Regions from separate parts of the Homo sapiens genome. Here region 1 is linked to region 2. The links are chromatin loops, found by intact Hi-C in ENCODE. Cell type or tissue: MCF 10A. All regions are shown on one strand. Each heading gives the region's core, and the rest is flanking DNA. Links, peaks and the distances in the headings are about the cores only.

The links. Peaks named below come from ENCODE experiments on the same cell type or tissue, not always from the same donor. Only the 100,000 strongest peaks of a DNase experiment are listed, where the experiment ranks them.
Region 1: a loop joins it to region 2, with 13 times the contacts of the local background. A loop is called at or near these places in 15 of 110 quality-filtered maps.

The regions. Positions count from the first base shown.
Region 1 is chr1:11,284,189-11,289,561 of GRCh38, reverse strand. It overlaps UBIAD1 (UbiA prenyltransferase domain containing 1), which reads right to left. Exons shown (of 2, transcript NM_013319.3): 2 at 1,128-3,918. The coding sequence ends at 3,431. Among named protein-coding and RNA genes, the nearest start is that of UBIAD1, 14 kb to the right of the region's middle. RefSeq lists a silencer at 221-403. In MCF 10A, for the core only: a CTCF peak has its summit at 3,157 (motif pointing left); no DNase peak of the experiment used is centred there.
Region 2 is chr1:11,640,428-11,645,800 of GRCh38, reverse strand. No RefSeq gene overlaps it. Among named protein-coding and RNA genes, the nearest start is that of FBXO2, 11 kb to the left of the region's middle. In MCF 10A, for the core only: a CTCF peak has its summit at 3,191 (motif pointing right); a DNase peak (open chromatin) is centred at 3,200.

The DNA.
Region 1 (5,373 bases), core at 115-5,114, 360 kb after region 2:
AATAAAGACAAGTGATGTCAGATTCCAGTCACTGAGAAAACTCATACCCCCCTATCTCCATGGCTGTCACATCATGGCTCTCCCCCTCTCTGATGTTTATGCTGTTGATTTTGGGACCTTAGTGTATTGCTTTGTATTTATTCACACTACATTTTTCTTTTGACCCATCAAAGCAGCCTTTTGATTTATGAGGCTCCTAATTGTCATTTTGTAAGCTCTTCCTCCAAGGTTCATGAAACCTTTCATTTTGGCTGCCTCATCCGCGTCATTAATAACAGGTGTTGAATCCAGCGGAGCAAAGGGCAGAGGACAGGGCTCCAACTGCTACTAAGGGCTCCTTCCCAGCTGCCACTGACATGCTGATCAGTTAGCTCTCTCCCACCGCCTGCTCAGTCTCTCAGGAATTTATCTAACTCCACTGTTATCCATCCCACGTCTCTCTGCCTTGTTCATAGGATATATTGTCCAATGCCTAGCTGAAACCCACATGTACTCAATCTACCTCATGTTCTCCATCTAGCAGCACAGTGACCCTATCAAGAAAAAGAAAAATGAAACGAGGTTAATCTGGCCTGACTGCTGACTGGCTCTTGGCAAATCCACTGTAGCTACATGCAGCCCTCAACGTTTTTTGTTTTGTTTTTTTTTTTGAGACAGTGTCTCGCTCTGTCGCCCAGGCGGATGTGCAGTGGCGTGATCATACCTCACTGCAGCCTCGACCTGCTAGGTTCAAGCGATCCTTCCACCTCAGCCTCCTGAGTAGCTGAGACTACAGGCATGCACCACCACGCCCAGCTAACTTTTTAAAATTTTTTTTGTAGAGATGGGGTCTTACTACGTTACTTAGGCTGGTCTCAAACTCCTGGGCTCAAGCAATCCTCTCACCTTGGCCTCACAAATTACTGTGATTACAAGCGTGAGCCACCATGCCCAGTCCCTGCTGCCTTTTCTAAAGGCCTGTCGAATCTGGTCAAACCCTACCCAAACTCATCACCAAAGACCAGGTGCCCCTCTGCACAGCCTGAATGTCCAATGTCACTGCCTTGGTCTCCCTGAGATTTACAAATCAGAGTTCACAATCAGACAGTAAGTATGAGGAAAGCAAAAACCAGAAGCCAGACCATTGGTGAACATTTTCTTTCTTCTCTTTTTAATTAAGAAGTCTAAAGAAAACCTTCATTGACTCAGGGAACATAATACAAATTATGGTGACCTGCGTATAAAACCTGGCAACAAATTTGGCCTTTGGGAACATTTATATATAAAAATATGCATTAAAATCCGCACCAGGGCACAGTGCAGAACTGATAGCCCCGATGGGAGTGACCACCAAGGCATACGTGGTCCGTGGACGCAGGGAGCCCTTGGTCCTCCTGCCTCAGGGTGAGCCCTGCATGAGAATGGCCTACTCCAAGGAGAGGTCAGAAGGCAAAACCCCTGTGAGCACCAAAATGCCACAAGCCTGGTGTGAAACAAAAATGGTGCTGGGAAGGACTGGGGAGAAGGTCATCTTTCTTCCCCTTGTCTCTGGGCTCTGCCCACTATTAGAAGATTCTGGCTCTCTGCTAGACAAACCACCTTTGATTTAACTTTAGAGGAACTTTTGCAATTTTCTTTTTCTTTTTTTTTTTTTGAGACGGAGTCTTGCTGTGTCCCCCAGGTTGGAGTGCAGTGGCATGATCTCAGCTCACTGCAAGCTCCGCCTCCTGGGTTCACGCCATGCTCCTGCCTCAGCCGCCCAGGTAGCTGGGACTACAGGCGCCCGCCAACACGCCTGGCTAATTTTTTGTATTTTTAGTAGAAACGGGGTTTCACCGTGTTAGCCAAGATGGTCTCGATCTCCTGACCTCGTGATCCGCCCGTCTCGGCCTCCCAAAGTGCTGGGATTACAGGCATGAGCCACCGCGCCCGGCGGAACTTTTGCAATTTTCAAACATGTTTTTTTCCAAGTAAACCAATCAATTCGAACTCAAGGTTCCATATCATCATTAGCTTGATCTGAAAGATTAAGAACTAGTTCTTACATCATTTTCTGCAGGCCATGACCTTAAACGCCTACTAGAATGGCTATAATCACAACAGAAAACAATGATGACCCATTTCCAATCTATAGTCCTGGATCAAATGCAACTGAGCAATTCTGGCCCAGAAATTATACTTCACAGACAATGCAATGAAACGCAGCCAGGATAAATGCTGGAATTGCCCCACTCTGAGTGTGATCTCACTAAAGCCCTCAACTATCTTTCCACAAAGCCCTGGGGAGAGGCAGGGTCAATATTGCACATCTGTCTTCAAGGATGAAGACACAGCCCCTTAACTGGCAGGGCCCATCACTCTGGCTGAACAGAGCTCAAGACTGTTTGTCCACTGGCTATTCATTCCCTGGGTCCCTGCTCTGCCCATCCTGTGGCTCTGTGGAAAGTGGCAGCTGTCCCTGACTCGCTGCTAAGCTATTGCTCAGTCTGGCTCCACAGATGGGAAACACACAAATGGGAACACCACAGAGGTGGAGAGGTGGAGGGTAGGTGTGGGGAGCATCAGAAGATGCAATAGGGAGGGAAAAGCCCTGTGGGCTTTGAGTATCCCACAAGGATGGCAGTGCCTCTACCGTTTCAGGGCTCCTGATAGTTACTGAAAGGGCTGGGAGTCCTTCCTGTCACTCTAGTAGATTCAACAAAGGGAAAACAGCCACCCTACTGATTCCTATCCAAAAGCAGTGATTTTCTCAGTTGCCTCCAGAGTGGTTTTTTTTTCCCTCCCAGTCCTTGGCTTGTCTTGCTGCAGGGTAATCTGACACTTTTCCTCAACTGTGGCAATAAGTGAAAGGAGAGAGAACAAAAGCATCTGAATCACAATTTAGGCAAAAAGCTGACAGCCACACAGGCTGTTAATGAGGGACTCTCTCTGTCTCAGGCAGCGTATCTCAGGACACAGGTGCTGAGAATAAGAGACAGGTAGCCCCTGTGTTAGTGAGGCCTGGCACCAATCATAGCACATCCTACGAGACGAAGAAAGCAGGACAACACTCTGCCTAGTTATTAGGGTCTTTTCGGGACAGGAGGCCAAACTGGGCAGCTCCTTTACAAAGTCTGGAGACATTTTGTACAGAACAAGGAGGAACTAAGTCCACTTCACTGCAAAGTGACCTGAGAACACCCTCTAGTGGAAATTATTAATAAAACAAAGACCATGCGCCTAATTCACCTTCTGATACAAGAATGGTTTTTAAATTCCCCATAAAATGGAAAAAACAAAAAACAGAAAAACAACATATTATCTTTAAGAACACAAAAACAATTTTTATAAGGCAGGAGTTCCCACCCATGCTTAGTACCCTGACTGCCAAATCACATTCCTTCCTCAGAGACTCTGACTTTAATATATTCTAAGAAAGGGAGACATGTCGTGGGGGGAGCTACTTGTCCCCTTAAATTTTGGGCAGACTGCCTGCTGGTGCCAGAATGATGCCAAAGACATAGAAAAGTCCCAGCAGGAGGTTGAGCTTGGCAGTCCTCTGGGGCAGTTTGTTGAAGGCCTGGCTTCGAAACTGTCTCTCAAGGGAGAAGGCCATGGGAATGGTAAGCAGGGGGAGTGCCAGGCTGATGGTGCAGTGTGTGGCCAGGATGCTGAAGACCAGGTAGGGCAGGAAGAGCAGTGTGTTGTAGAGAATGTAGGAGAACGTGGGGCCGATGAGGATGGCCAGCGTGACGATACCAGCCTCCCGGTCGGACTCCATGTCCCTGGTGTTGTTGGAATGGAGAATGGCCTCGGTGCTGAGGGCGAGGGGGATGGCATAGACCAGTGGGAAGATGGCCAGGGACCCCACCTGGATGGCGTAGGCGAACATCACAGCCAGCGGGCCAAAAGTGATGAGGATGATGAGGTCTCCCAGAGCCACGTACTTGAATCCAATTCCTGCGGCCAGAAAATCCAGAGAGTTGGTGTGAGACCAAGGCTGGAAATTTAGGGACTGTTCACCAGTGAAGAGGCAGGCCACTTCCGGCTGAAAATGGTAAATCCTTAGACTGTGCAGGTGGGCACTCATTTCATCCCTTAACCCCACAGAGCAAATTCTGATTTCTTCTCCAATGCCACAGGTGCAGAGAGAATGCCCAGTGAGGCCTCAAGTCCCTCTTCCCAGGTTCATACCCAAGTTTCCCTTCCTACTGTCCCCCAACAGAGCTCTGCAACATAGCACACTAGGCACCCACTATACTCTTAGTTCAATGGGAGAGCCCAGGAAGGATCTAAAGGTCTTAGAATCCAGTTCTTTGCTATCTTTCACCCTTCACCAACCCCTGCAAGACCCCGTGAGATCAATCCCTCACAGAATAGCCACTCTGGCCTTCTACTTTTCCACCTCCTTCCCCTACAATCTCAAGGCATCTTCTGGTTTTAAAAACGGCCAGTGAATTTCAGTGAAATTTCGGGGTCCTTAAACCTGCACCCCTGCGATAAGCAAAACAGCGAGGACAGGAGAGTTATAATGCTGCTTTCCTCCTCTGTCTCCTATGAGATTGAAACTAAACCACCCCTACCTCCTGTTTCTGTCCTGCTCATCTACTTCAAAGCCTGTCTAACCCACTTCCTTCAAAACTATCCATTCTCTCCATCCCCGGGGCCACCCTCCATCCCCCTTACCAAATCTACCTCATGGTCATCTTATGCCTGGGATACTGCAACATCCTCCAAACTGGTCTATCAGCTTCCCCTCTCATAACCCCTCCCCCTCTCCATCCCTAATCTAATCTCTAAAAAGGCGTTAGAGTGAACCTTTAAAAATAGGAATCTGGCTGGGTGGGCACAGTGGCTCACACCTGTAATCCCAGCACTCTGGGAGGCCAAGGCGGGCAGATTACCTGAGGTCAGGACTTCCAGATCAGCCTGGCCAACAGGGTGAAACCCCATCTCTACTAAAAATACAAAAATTAGCCAAGCGTGTGGCACACGCCTGTAATCCCAGCTACTCGGGAGGCTGAGGCAGGGAAAATGCTTGAGCCTTGGAGGCAGAGGTTGCAGTAAGCCAAGATCATGCTACTGCACTCCAGCCTGGCAGACAGAGCAAGACTCTGTCTCAAAAAAATTAGTAAATAAATAAATAAAGGAATCTGACCACCCCCTCCCCCAACATACACTTAAACCCTTATCAACCACTCATCCTGGGGATAAAAGTCCCAGATCTTTAACCTGGCTCACCTGTGGCCCAGCCCTACCTCTCCTGCCTCACCTTGAGCTCTCCTCCCCTCTTCACACAGACTTCTTCCAATCCGTCAGAGCCTTCAGACACCCCTCCCTTGGCCTGGCTAACTCTACTCACCCTTTAAGACTTTAAAGACCATTCCCCAGGACCACCTCCTCTCACCCCTAAGC
Region 2 (5,373 bases), core at 279-5,278:
GGGCTTTCATGTCTCCTATGATCCTATTTTTTATTTAAAATTTAAAAAAAAAATTTTAGAGACACGGTCTCACTCTGTCACCCAGGCTGGAGTGCAGTGGTGTGATCATGGCTCACTGCAGCCTCAATTTTCTGGGCTCAAGCGATCCTTCCACCTCAGCCTCCTGAGTAGCTGGGATTGCAGGCACGTGCCACCACACCAGGCTAATTTTTATTTTTTATAGAGATAGGGTCTTGCCATGTTGGTCAGGCAGGTCACAAACTCCTGACCTCAAGCAATCCTCCTGCCTCGGCCTCCCAAAGTGCTGGGATTATAGACGTGAGCCACCGTGCCTGGCCAGTTCTTCCTAATCATTTGATATTTATTGAGCACCTACTATATGTAAGGTAGGGACAAAACAAAGTCTCTGGTCTCTTGGAATATACAGTCTAGATGGAGAAACATAACACAAGCAACTAAATGAGTGAACAAGATAATTACCCACATGAGATAGCCCTTCATCAATAAGCCAGGCACTACTCTAAAAGCTTTATCTATATTAATTTGTCATAATAACCTCACGAAGTGGAAACTGTGATTACTTCCATTTTTACAGATGAGAAAATTGGGCCAGGTGCAGTGGTTCACACCTGTAATCCCAGCACTTTGGGAGGCCAAGGTGGGTGGATCACCAGAGGTCAAGAGTTCGAGACCAGCCTGACCAACATGGTGAAACCCTGTCTCTACTAAAAATACACAAAAATTAGCCTGGGTAAGAAGAGCCAAACTCAGTCTCAAAAAAAAAAAAAAAAAAAAAAAAAGAAAGAAAAGAAAAATAAAATTGAAGCACAGAGAGATTAAGCAACTTGCCTTAGGCCATACTGCTAAGAAGTGATGGAACTGGAATTCTTTTTTTTTTTTTTTTTTTTTTTTTTGGTACGGAGTCTTGCTTTGTCTCCCAGGCTGGAGTGCAGAGGCGTGATCTCAGCTCACTGCAACCTCTGCCTCCCGGGTTCAAGCAATTCTCCTGCCTCAGCCTCCCGAGTAGCTGGGATTACAGGCGCCCGCCACCACACCTGGCTAAGCTTTTTTTTGTATTTTTAATAGAGATGGGGTTTTACCATGTTGGTCAGACTGGTTTTGAACTCCTGACCTCAAGTGATCCACCTGACTTGGCCTCCCACAGCGCTAGGATTACAGGCATGAGCCATCACGCCAGGCGGGAACTGGAATTCTACTCAGCCACTTAGGCACTTGGCCTCTGTAGTGTAGAGAGTGAGGGCAGGAGTGCTACTTTGGTTGGGGTGATCAGGGAGGACCTGTCTGAAGAAGTGACTTTTTTTTTTTTTTTTTGAGATGGAGTCTCACTCTGTTGCCCAGGCTGGAGTGCAATGGTGCTATCTCAGCTTACTGCAAACTCCACTTTCCGCATTCAAGCGATTCTTGTGTCTCGGCCTCCCGAGTAGCTGGGATTACAGGCGTGCACCACCATGCCCAGCTAATTTTTTTTTTTTTTTAATAGAGACAGGGTCTCACCATGTTGGCCAGGCTGGTCTTGAACTCCTGGCCTCAAGTGATCCACCTGCCTTGGCCTCCCAAAGTGTTGGGATTGCAGGCATGAGCCACGGCGCCTGGCTGGAAGTGACACTTGAATCACATGATGACGAGAAACCAGCCATACGGCTCTGGGGAAAGAGCACTGCAGAGGCAGCCAAAGGCTCCGACATGGGAATGAACTTATTCACAGGTCAGAAAGGCAGCCAGCATGGCTGGAGCAGTGAGCAAGTGAGGAGGTGATCTGACGTGAGCTTGGAGATGTAGGAAGGTGACCCAGAGAGTTTCCTGAGGACCTACTATGTGCTCTGCCCTATAAGATATAAATGCTCTAGGAAGCAGATATGATATCGTTTCCATTAAGGAAAAACCTTTGCTCTGTTCAGCAGGAGCTAGGGATGGGGGTTTAGACATCAGCTGCTGACAATCTTGTTTGATGAAACCAAATTTCCCAAGAGTAGCAGGATGATCAGGATGATGATGATGGTGATGATGCTGATGGCAGCAATGATGGCGATGACAGGCATTTGCTGAGGACCTAGAGCGCCAGTTCATGAGCTCAGTGCACAGGCTCATTTAATCTGTGCAGTGGCCCCCTTAGATAAAAGAGCTAAGACTCAGAGATGCAGGGTAGCTTGCCAGGGTCATGCAATGAATAAGGAGTTGAAGCTGGCTTTCCAGCTTAAGTCTTTTTTTCTTTAAATTGACATTTTATATGTGTATATAGACTTTTAATTAACATTATTTTCACAGAGCCAAGCAAACATTTTCAGTCCGCAGGAGGGAAAGAGGGGAGTTGTGGGTTGTGTTGCTGTTTTTTTTTTTTTTTTTTTTTGAGATGGAGTCTCGCTCTGTCGTCCAGGCTGGAGTGCAATGGCGCAATCTCAGTTCACTGAAACCTCCGCCTCCCAGGTTCAAGTGATTCTCCTGCCTCACCAGCTTAAGTTTTAATGACTTTGCTGGGGTACAGAATCAGAAGGGGCCACATGCTGGGGGACAGAGCAAGGACAGAAGCTGGGGGCTCCCAGGTGAGGAAGAGCAGAAAGAGTTGGAGATGACGAGGACACTGGGCTCCAGAGTGTCTGTGCGTACCATTACCCCAGGCAGTAGGAGGGATGCTAGGTGTTTGGGGGCTATTTTGGCTAAGTGGTCAGGGAAGGTAAAATGAATTTCCTCTTAGATTTCTCAGTGGAAACATATGTTTAACAATTTGGTAATGGAAAAGTCCCTCTTCCCCTTTCTGATTTCTTTTTCTTTTTTTGAGACGGAGTCTCGCTCTGTTGCCAGGCTGGAGTGCAGTGGCGCGACCTCTGCTCACTGCATCTCTACCTCCCGGGTTCAAATGATTCTCCTGCCTTAGCCTCCCAAGTAGCTGGGACTACAGGCGTGCGCCACCACGCCCAGCTAATTTTTGTATTTTTAGTGGAGACGGGGTTTCACCGTGTTGGTCAGGCTGGTCTCGAACTCTTGACCTTGTGGTCCGCCCACTTCGGCCTCCCAGAGTGTTGGGATTACAGGCGTGAGCCACTGCACCTGGCCTCTGGTTTCTTTACCTTAAAAATCTGGATTTTTGTGTACGCGGTGTATTCAGTTGTGGACATGGTATATTCAATTGTGCACATAGAGGGAGGGAAGGGCCAGTTCCTCCAAGTACCACTAGGTGTCAGCATTGTCAAGGCTGTCCCCAAGCTGTGTCTGTCCTGCCCATTTCTCTGCGGAGGAAAAGTCGAATTTGAATCCAAGTCCTGGTCTCTTCCCATTGTTTGGGGCTGAGCCTGGCTCTTCAGGGGCTGGGATTTGGTGCTGCTCTGACCCCAGAGGCTGTATGAGAAACATTTAGGAGGCTAGGTCTCCAAGGCCTGGGAGGCCCCTGGGTCTCACCCCAGGCCACATAGCAAGGGCTTTGGATGGCTGGACTCCCCTCCAGAGCTGGGCCCCTCCCAACTAGGGAGGGCTGGTGGTATCCTGGGATCTAGCTCCAAGTAGGTCTGGGAGTCTAGAACCCCCCCAAGTCCATCTCCACCTCGGCAGAGCCCTGGGCCTTGCTTGATGGTGCCAGGCCTGCAGTGAACACAGAACACCCAGACAGATCCAATCCTGAGTTCCTGGTGCATAATGACTTTGCTATTTCCCACCACCGTAAATTAAACCTAATCTTGTGTTGACTCTGCTGAACAAGGAGAATAATGAAGAAGATTAAGATGAGATGGTATTCATTCTCCTCCAACAAAAGCCAATTAATTGTCAGTAGGATTACTGCCTGGAGCCAGGAGCTGCTTGCTAGGAGCTCTGCAGACAGGATGGAACAGGGCTGAGGGCCATTCGCTAGGGTTGCCACTGGGGTCTGCTGGTCATGCAGCAGGAAATATTGCAGGTAGATGTTAGGGAGAACTGCCAGAATGAAGGAGGGGGCTGGCACCAAGGAGGAGGGTGCAAAGAGCTTGGAATCACTCACAGAGGTGATGTTTCTAAGGCGTGGAGGGGAACGCTGTGGAAGTTCCCAGCCACCTGACCATGTCCATCCGAGGCCCCCTGGGACCTTCCCCTGACCATGTCCATCCGAGGCCCCCTGGGACCTTCCCCTGCCTTTCTGCGGTCACCTTTGATGAATGAAGCTGCATTCAGGGGTCTCTGGCTTCCTCCCCACTCTGCTTTTTTTCCTCCCTTCCTCTCCTAGGAATCAGGGAGGCCATTTGTCCAGTGTTAACAGCTTGGGTTTAGAGACAGAAACATGGCCAGGCGCGGTGGCTCACGCCTGTAATCCCAGCACTTTGGGAGGCTGAGGCGGGTGGATTGCTTGAGGTCAGGAGTTCCAGACCAGCCTGGGCAACATGGTGAAACCCCGTCTCTACCAAAAATACAAAACAATTAGCTGAGCCTGGTGGCACACGCCTGTAGTCCCAGCTACTTGGGAGGCTGAGGCATGAGAATCGCTTGAACCTGGGAGATGGAGGTTGCAGTGAGCAGAGATCGCACCACTGCACTCCAGCCTGGGTGGCAGTGAGATTTTCTCTAAAATAAAAATAAAAATAATTAGAGACAGAAACACTTGGGCTTCACCTGGCTTTGCCCCTTGTCCTCAACCACACAAATGGAACCTACGATCCTCACCTGCCAACCTGGTTTGATACTCCCAGGCACTAATGTGCCTCCAGTTCCTGCACCCACTAGATTCTTGGAACAAGACAGTGAAGCTGAATGGAGTGGCCTGACTGCTGTGGGCCGTTGCCAGAAGGTGAGGGAACCAACATTTGTTGGTCTACTGCTGCATTATCTCATCGACTGCCTACAGCAGCCTCCTCGGGAGGCTTTATTTTGTCATCACAAAATTTATTGAAGAGGAAACCGAGGCTCAGAGAGGTGGGGCCCTTGGTCGAGGTCACCAAGCTGTAGGCTGCAGAGTTGGCTGGGACGGGGCTTCTGTCGCCATGGCCCCCAAAGCTTGAGCCCTTTCCTCATCTGCACATTGCTTCGTGCACATGGAAGGCATTCAGTGTGTGCTGGCCGGATGAATGAAACGCTCATCAAATGCTATTTCTGGTCCAGTAAGTTCCGTTTCAGACTCTCCCACATCCTGATAACTCCCAGAAGTAAATGGATTGTGTGTGATTTGTGAAATTCTTCTTGGTAATTCTTGGCAACTCACCTACCTCACTACTACTGTGAAGAAAACTCTACCCTCCCATCCAGATCTAAGTTTGCTTCATTTACTCGGATTGATGAGGTTTTTTTTTTTAATTTTTTTTTATTTTTTTTTATTTTCTGAGCATGGCAAAAGTAGCCTCAAAGTCCAGTTTTACAATCTATGCTATCTCAGCACACGCTGAGCACTCACCATGT